Linked DNA regions of Homo sapiens: region 2 is linked to region 1. Evidence: read pairs that join two places in POLR2A ChIA-PET (ENCODE). Cell type or tissue: GM12878. All regions are shown on one strand. Links, peaks and the distances in the headings refer to the core of each region. The heading gives the core; the rest is flanking DNA.

Region 1 (2,801 bases), core at 45-2,544:
TCGAACTCCTGAGCTCAAGCGTTCTGCCTGTCTTGATCTCCCAAAGTGCTGGGATTACAGGTATGAGCCACGGCATCCCGCCTTTTCCCAACTCTTGCTCATTAAGTATGTTAGTAGATACTGAATAAATACTTGAATGAGTTGATGTACTATTGAATGGGCCCTGTTACCTAGTGCAGTGGTTCTCAAACTTCAGCAGATATCAAAATTACCCCGGGCTTGTTAAAATACAGATTGCTGGCCTCCAGCCCCAGAGTGTGTAATTCAATAGATCTGAGGCAGGACTGAAATTTTGCATTTCTAACAAGCTCCCAGAAGATGCTGATGCTGCAGGTCTTGGGGCCACACTTTGAGAACCACAGATTTATTGGAATGAGCCTCTGAGGGTGAAAGATAGGAGTGCTGAAGCCTAGGTAAGCACTCTACCAATTAATCAATGTATCACCTAATCTGATCTATAAAATGGGGGTTCTGAGCCTGGCCTCACTGCTATGTAGTGTTATAAGGACAAAATGAGATTGATAGGAAACACTTTGAAAATATGAGTATCTTCTTAGTGCAATTTTTTTTTCATTATGTATTCAGAATATCTTCTGGTTTTTTCATCTATTAAGTCATCTCCATCTTTTATTCAAAATTTACCTCAGGCTCACTCACCTTGATTAAGTAGGGCCAGACCACCAAATCTCCGTAATGAGATTGAAAATGCCTTACTCTTTCTTCTAGACTCCAAAATAACGTTAATCTTTGTTGATTAATTTTTCTCTCCTTACATTTGAAAATTACAAATGGAAAGGTGTGCTTTTCAACTTGTTCTGTGTGATTGTAAGCTCATTGGAGGTAGAGATTGCATATTCAGTATGAATGCCCTGCATTGTGGCTGCTTGAATGTTTAATTGGTGAATATTTCCCGTGAATAGGTTTTCCAGCAAAAGACTATTACATCATACAATAGATTGAACTTCACGAATAATGTCCATACCAATGAAGTTCATGTTTGTTAAACATTTATCTTCTAAGCCTGTGTTGGTTGCTATAGTTTTCTTGCCTCTGTTGCCTTTTTAAAAGAATTTCTTCCAAGGCCATTTTAAAGTCTTTGACAGCATTTTTGTGATGATAAAGTTTACATCTGTTCTGATGCATTTTTAGTTTTCAGGAGGAAAGGTGTTCTATGTTCTCTATTTGAAATGTTAATCTCTAGCTACTTTTTAATGGCCACTAGGTGGACCCAAAGAAACGGATTTCTATGAAAAATCTATTGAACCATCCCTGGATCATGCAAGATTACAACTATCCTGTTGAGTGGCAAAGCAAGAATCCTGTAAGTAAAATGAAATCCAGTAGAATTTTTTTTTGACTTTGTGTGGTCTTTGGGTGAATTCAGAACCTACAATGATGTGGTCTAAATATACAAGAAAATATATTAATCAGATTGGTGTTTGGGAGACTTGTAACCTAATGGACAGTGGTTCCTTAACCCCATCTGCAAATGAGAATTACCTGGGACCTTAAAAAGAAATGCCTGCTCCCCATCCCAGAACACTTAATGGGAGTTTTTAAAAGCTCCCAGGTGTTTCTCATGTGCAGTCAGTCACAGTGCTCTGGGAATCTTGGACAAGTTACTTAACTTTGCAGAACCTATTTATTCATCTGTAAAAAGTAGGTTAAACCAGTTCTACTTCCCAGAGAAGTTATGAGGGTACAGTAGTTCTCAAACTTTTTAGTTTGAGGATCCCTTTATACTCTTAATATTTATTTATTCATTAAAAACTAATATGATAAAACTATTGCATATTAACACAAATATTTTTATGAAGAATAACCATTTACAAAATAAATTTAGCAAAAAGAATGACATTGTTTTACAACTTTGCAAATTTCTTTAAAGTCTGGCTTAATAGAAGACACCTGTATAGCCACCTGCTTCTGTGTTCAGTCTGTTTTGATAGGTTGTTTTGATTGAAGCCAAGGAATAAAATGCAGCCTCACACAGATATGCAATAGGAAAAGGAAGAAAAATTCTAATAGCCATTCAGACAGTTTCTGATAGCCCATTAAAACTTGACAAATGGTAGTTTCTTAAAGGGTAATTGCATGTGGAATCTGAAGCCATATCAATGAAATTTTGTACTGTATTCCATAAAATCCATTGTTCTGTCCATTGGATCTTTTCCTCACATAACATGATGCATTGGTTATTTGGAAAACACTGGTTTGCTGAGTTATGCAAATCTTCCAAACGTTAACACATTTCGTTATACAACATTAAATCACATTCCTTAAAATCACTACTGATCTCAGTAGAAAAGTCTTTAACTATTGGAAAGCACTCAAGATCATGGTGGCAAATAAAAGTTTTCTAAATTCTAATTTTTGCTTAAAAGCTAAAATTCTATCATTGACAACAAATATGTCATTCTCCTTGAACTGACAAATTCCCTTGGTTCATTTTTGAGAAAATGTCTGCTGAACATTTAAGTCTAAATAACTATAGTTAGTCCGTGTTCTTTCTCATCAAAATGGTGTTCTTTGAAAAAAATGGCTAATTAGGCCAGGCACGGTGGCTCACACCTGTAATCCCAGCACTTTGGGAGGCTGAGGCAGGCGTATTACTTGAGGTCAGGAGTTCCAGACCAGCCTGGCCAACATGGTAAAACCCCATCTTTACTAAAAATGCAAAAAATTAGCTGGCATGGTAGTGCCTATAATCCCAGGTTCTCAGGAGGCTGAGGCAGAAGAATTGCTTGAACTCGGGAGGCAGAGGTTGCAGTGAGCTAAGAGCGCCACCGCACTCCAGCCTT
Region 2 (2,801 bases), core at 115-2,614, 82 kb before region 1:
TCAAGGAAAACTTCCCCAGCCTTGCTAGAAACCTAGACATCCAAATACAAGAAGCTCAAAGAACACCTGGGAAATTCATCGCAAAAAGATCATCACCAAAAAAAAAAAAAAAAAAAAAAAAATGGCCAGGCGCGGTGGCTCATGCCTGTAATCCCAGCACTTTGGGAGGCTGAGGCAGGCAGATCACCTGAGGTTGGGAGTTCGAGACCAGCCTGACCAATATGGAGAAACCCCATCTCTACTAAAAATACAAAAATTAGCCAGTGTCGTGGTGCATGACTGTAGTCCCAGCTACTCAGGAGGCTGAGGCAGGAAAATCGCTTGAACCTAGGAGGTGGAGGTTGCAATGAGCTGAGATCGTGCCACTGCACTCTAGCCTGGGTAACAGAGTAAGACTCTGTCTTTAAAAAAAAAAAAAAAAAAAAGGATCATCTCCAAGGCACATTGTTGTCAGGTTATCTAAAGTTAACATGAAGGAAAGAATGTTTTTTTTTTGAGATGGAGTTTCGCTCTTGTTGCCCAGGCTGGAGTGCAATGGCGCAATCTCGGCTCACCACAACCTCTGCCTCCCAGGTTCAAGCGATTCTTCTGCCTCAGCCTCCTGAGTAGCTGGAATTACAGGCATGTGCCACCATGCCCAGCTAATTTTGTATTTATGGAGGAGACAGGGTTTCTCCACATTGGTCAGGCTGGTCTTGAACTCCCGACCTCAGGTGATCCGCCCGCCACGGCCTCCCAAAGTGCTGGGATTACAGGCATGAGCCACCTCGCCCAGCCCTACCTAGATTGGCATTTTTATTATTATTATTATTGTTTGTTTGTTTGTTTTTTGAGATGGAGTTTCGCTCTTGTTGCCCAGGCTGGAGTGCAATGGTGCGATCTGGGCTCATCGCAACCTCCAATTGGCTATTTTTACTTAGTATGATTCACTTGAGGTTCATCCAAGTTGTATGTGTTAATAGCTCATTCACTTTGATTGCTGCGTAGTAGTCCATGGTTTGAATGTTCCGCAGTTCAGCCATTTATTTACTGAAAGACATTTAGAGGCTGGGCGTGGTTGCTCATGCCTGTAATCCCAACACTTCGGGAGGCCAAGGCAGGCAGGATCACTTGAGCCCAGAAGTTTAAGACAAGCCTGGGCAACATGGCAAACCCCCGTCTCTACAGAAAAATGAAAATTAGCCAGGCTTGGTGGTTCACACCTGTAGTCTCACCTACTCAGAAGATTAAGGTGAGAGGATCACCTGAGCTTGGGGGTGCGGAGGTTGCAGTGAGCTGAAATCATGCCAGTGCACTCCAGCTTGAGTGAGAGTGACACTCTGTCTCAAAAAAAAAAAACACCTTTAGATAATTTACAGTGTTTGGCTATTATGAATAAAGCTGCTGTGAACACTATTACGAGCTTGTGTGTGAAAAAAAATTTTATGTGAGAAAAATGACCAAGAGTGAAATTGCTGAGTCATATGTTAAGTCCATTTTGGGTGGTAAAAAAAAAGCAGCCCTGGCCGGGCAGGGTGGCTCATGCCTGTAATTTCAGCACTTTGGGAGGCTGAGGCAGGCAGGTCACGAGGTCAGGAGTTCGAGGCCAGCCTGACCAACATGGTGAAACTCCATCTCTACTAAAAATACAAAAATTAGCCAGGCATGGTGCCGCGCGCCTGTAATCCCAGCTACTCAGGAGGCTGAGGCAGGAGAATTGCTTGAACCCGGGAGGCGGAGGTTGCAGTGAGCTGAGATCGCACCACTGCACTCCAGCCTGGGCAACAGAGTGACACTCCGTCTCAAAAAAAAGAAAAAAGAAAAGGAAGAAGAAACAGCCCAAGTATTTTTCAGAGCGGCTGTACCATTTTACGTCCCATCCAGCAAAGTATGAGTGACTCAGAGTCTCTGCATCCTCACCAGCTCTTGGCATCATCACTATTTTTTATTTCAGCCATTCTTAGTACTTTGACAATCAAAATTTGCCCACAAATTTCTAAAATATTACCCAGATGGTAGCATTGTGTCTACTGAGAATCATTAGATGACTGGCTCTCAAACTAGGCTGTGCATTCAGATTGTCTAGAGCACTTTATAAACATACCTGTGGCTGGGTCCCTGCTTCACAGATTCTAGTTTAATTGGTCTGGGATGTGACCTGGCCATCAAGAATTGTAAAAGTTCCCCAGGTATTTCAATGTACAAACAAATTCATGAATCACTGATACTATTCCCACGTCTCAGTCATTTTAGTCCTAAAGTTTCAAAATCCTATGGATGAGATAAATCAAGGGTTGAGGCCAGGCGCAGTGGCTCGTGTCTGTAATCCCAACACTTTGAGAGGCCGAGATGGGCGGATCATGAGGTCAGGAGTTTGAGACCAGCCTGGCAATGTAATGAAACCCCGTCTCTACTAAAAATACAAAAATTAGCTGGATGTGGTGGCATGTGCCTATAATCCCAGCTACTCAGGAGGCTGAGGGAGGAGAATTGCTTGAACCCAGGAGGCGGAGGTTGCCATGAGCCAAGATCATGCCACTGCACTCCAGCCTGGGCGACAGAGCAAGACAATGTCTGGGGGGCGGGGAGGGGAATCAAGGGTCGAGATCATTTCTCCAGAATAAGATTTACAGCTAGTGCAGCATTATTTTCCCAGCAGAATGTCAGTAGAGCTCAAAGGGGAAGCAAAAGTAACTGTGGCCTAACATGCTGGGTTAGAAGAAGAAACTTCTTAAAATAGATATATAAGACTAAAACTAAGTCCAAATTACATAAAAACAAACCACAAATGCCTAGGACTCATTTCAATTCCTAGACATATG

Evidence for each region. Peaks named below come from ENCODE experiments on the same cell type or tissue, not always from the same donor. Only the 100,000 strongest peaks of a DNase experiment are listed, where the experiment ranks them.
Region 2: POLR2A ChIA-PET joins it to region 1 with 5 read pairs; 3 of 35 experiments call an interaction of 5 or more read pairs at or near these places.

What each region holds. Positions count from the first base shown.
Region 1 is chr9:36,631,880-36,634,680 of GRCh38, forward strand. MELK (maternal embryonic leucine zipper kinase) reads left to right here. Exons shown (of 18, transcript NM_014791.4): 10 at 1,223-1,321. Among named protein-coding and RNA genes, the nearest start is that of MELK, 60 kb to the left of the region's middle. In GM12878, for the core only: a CTCF peak has its summit at 1,223 (motif pointing right); no DNase peak of the experiment used is centred there.
Region 2 is chr9:36,549,355-36,552,155 of GRCh38, forward strand. No RefSeq gene overlaps it. Among named protein-coding and RNA genes, the nearest start is that of MELK, 22 kb to the right of the region's middle. RefSeq lists enhancers at 1,268-1,547, 2,651-2,790. In GM12878, for the core only: no CTCF peak of the experiment used is centred there; a DNase peak (open chromatin) is centred at 1,427; H3K27ac peaks cover 1,459 bases.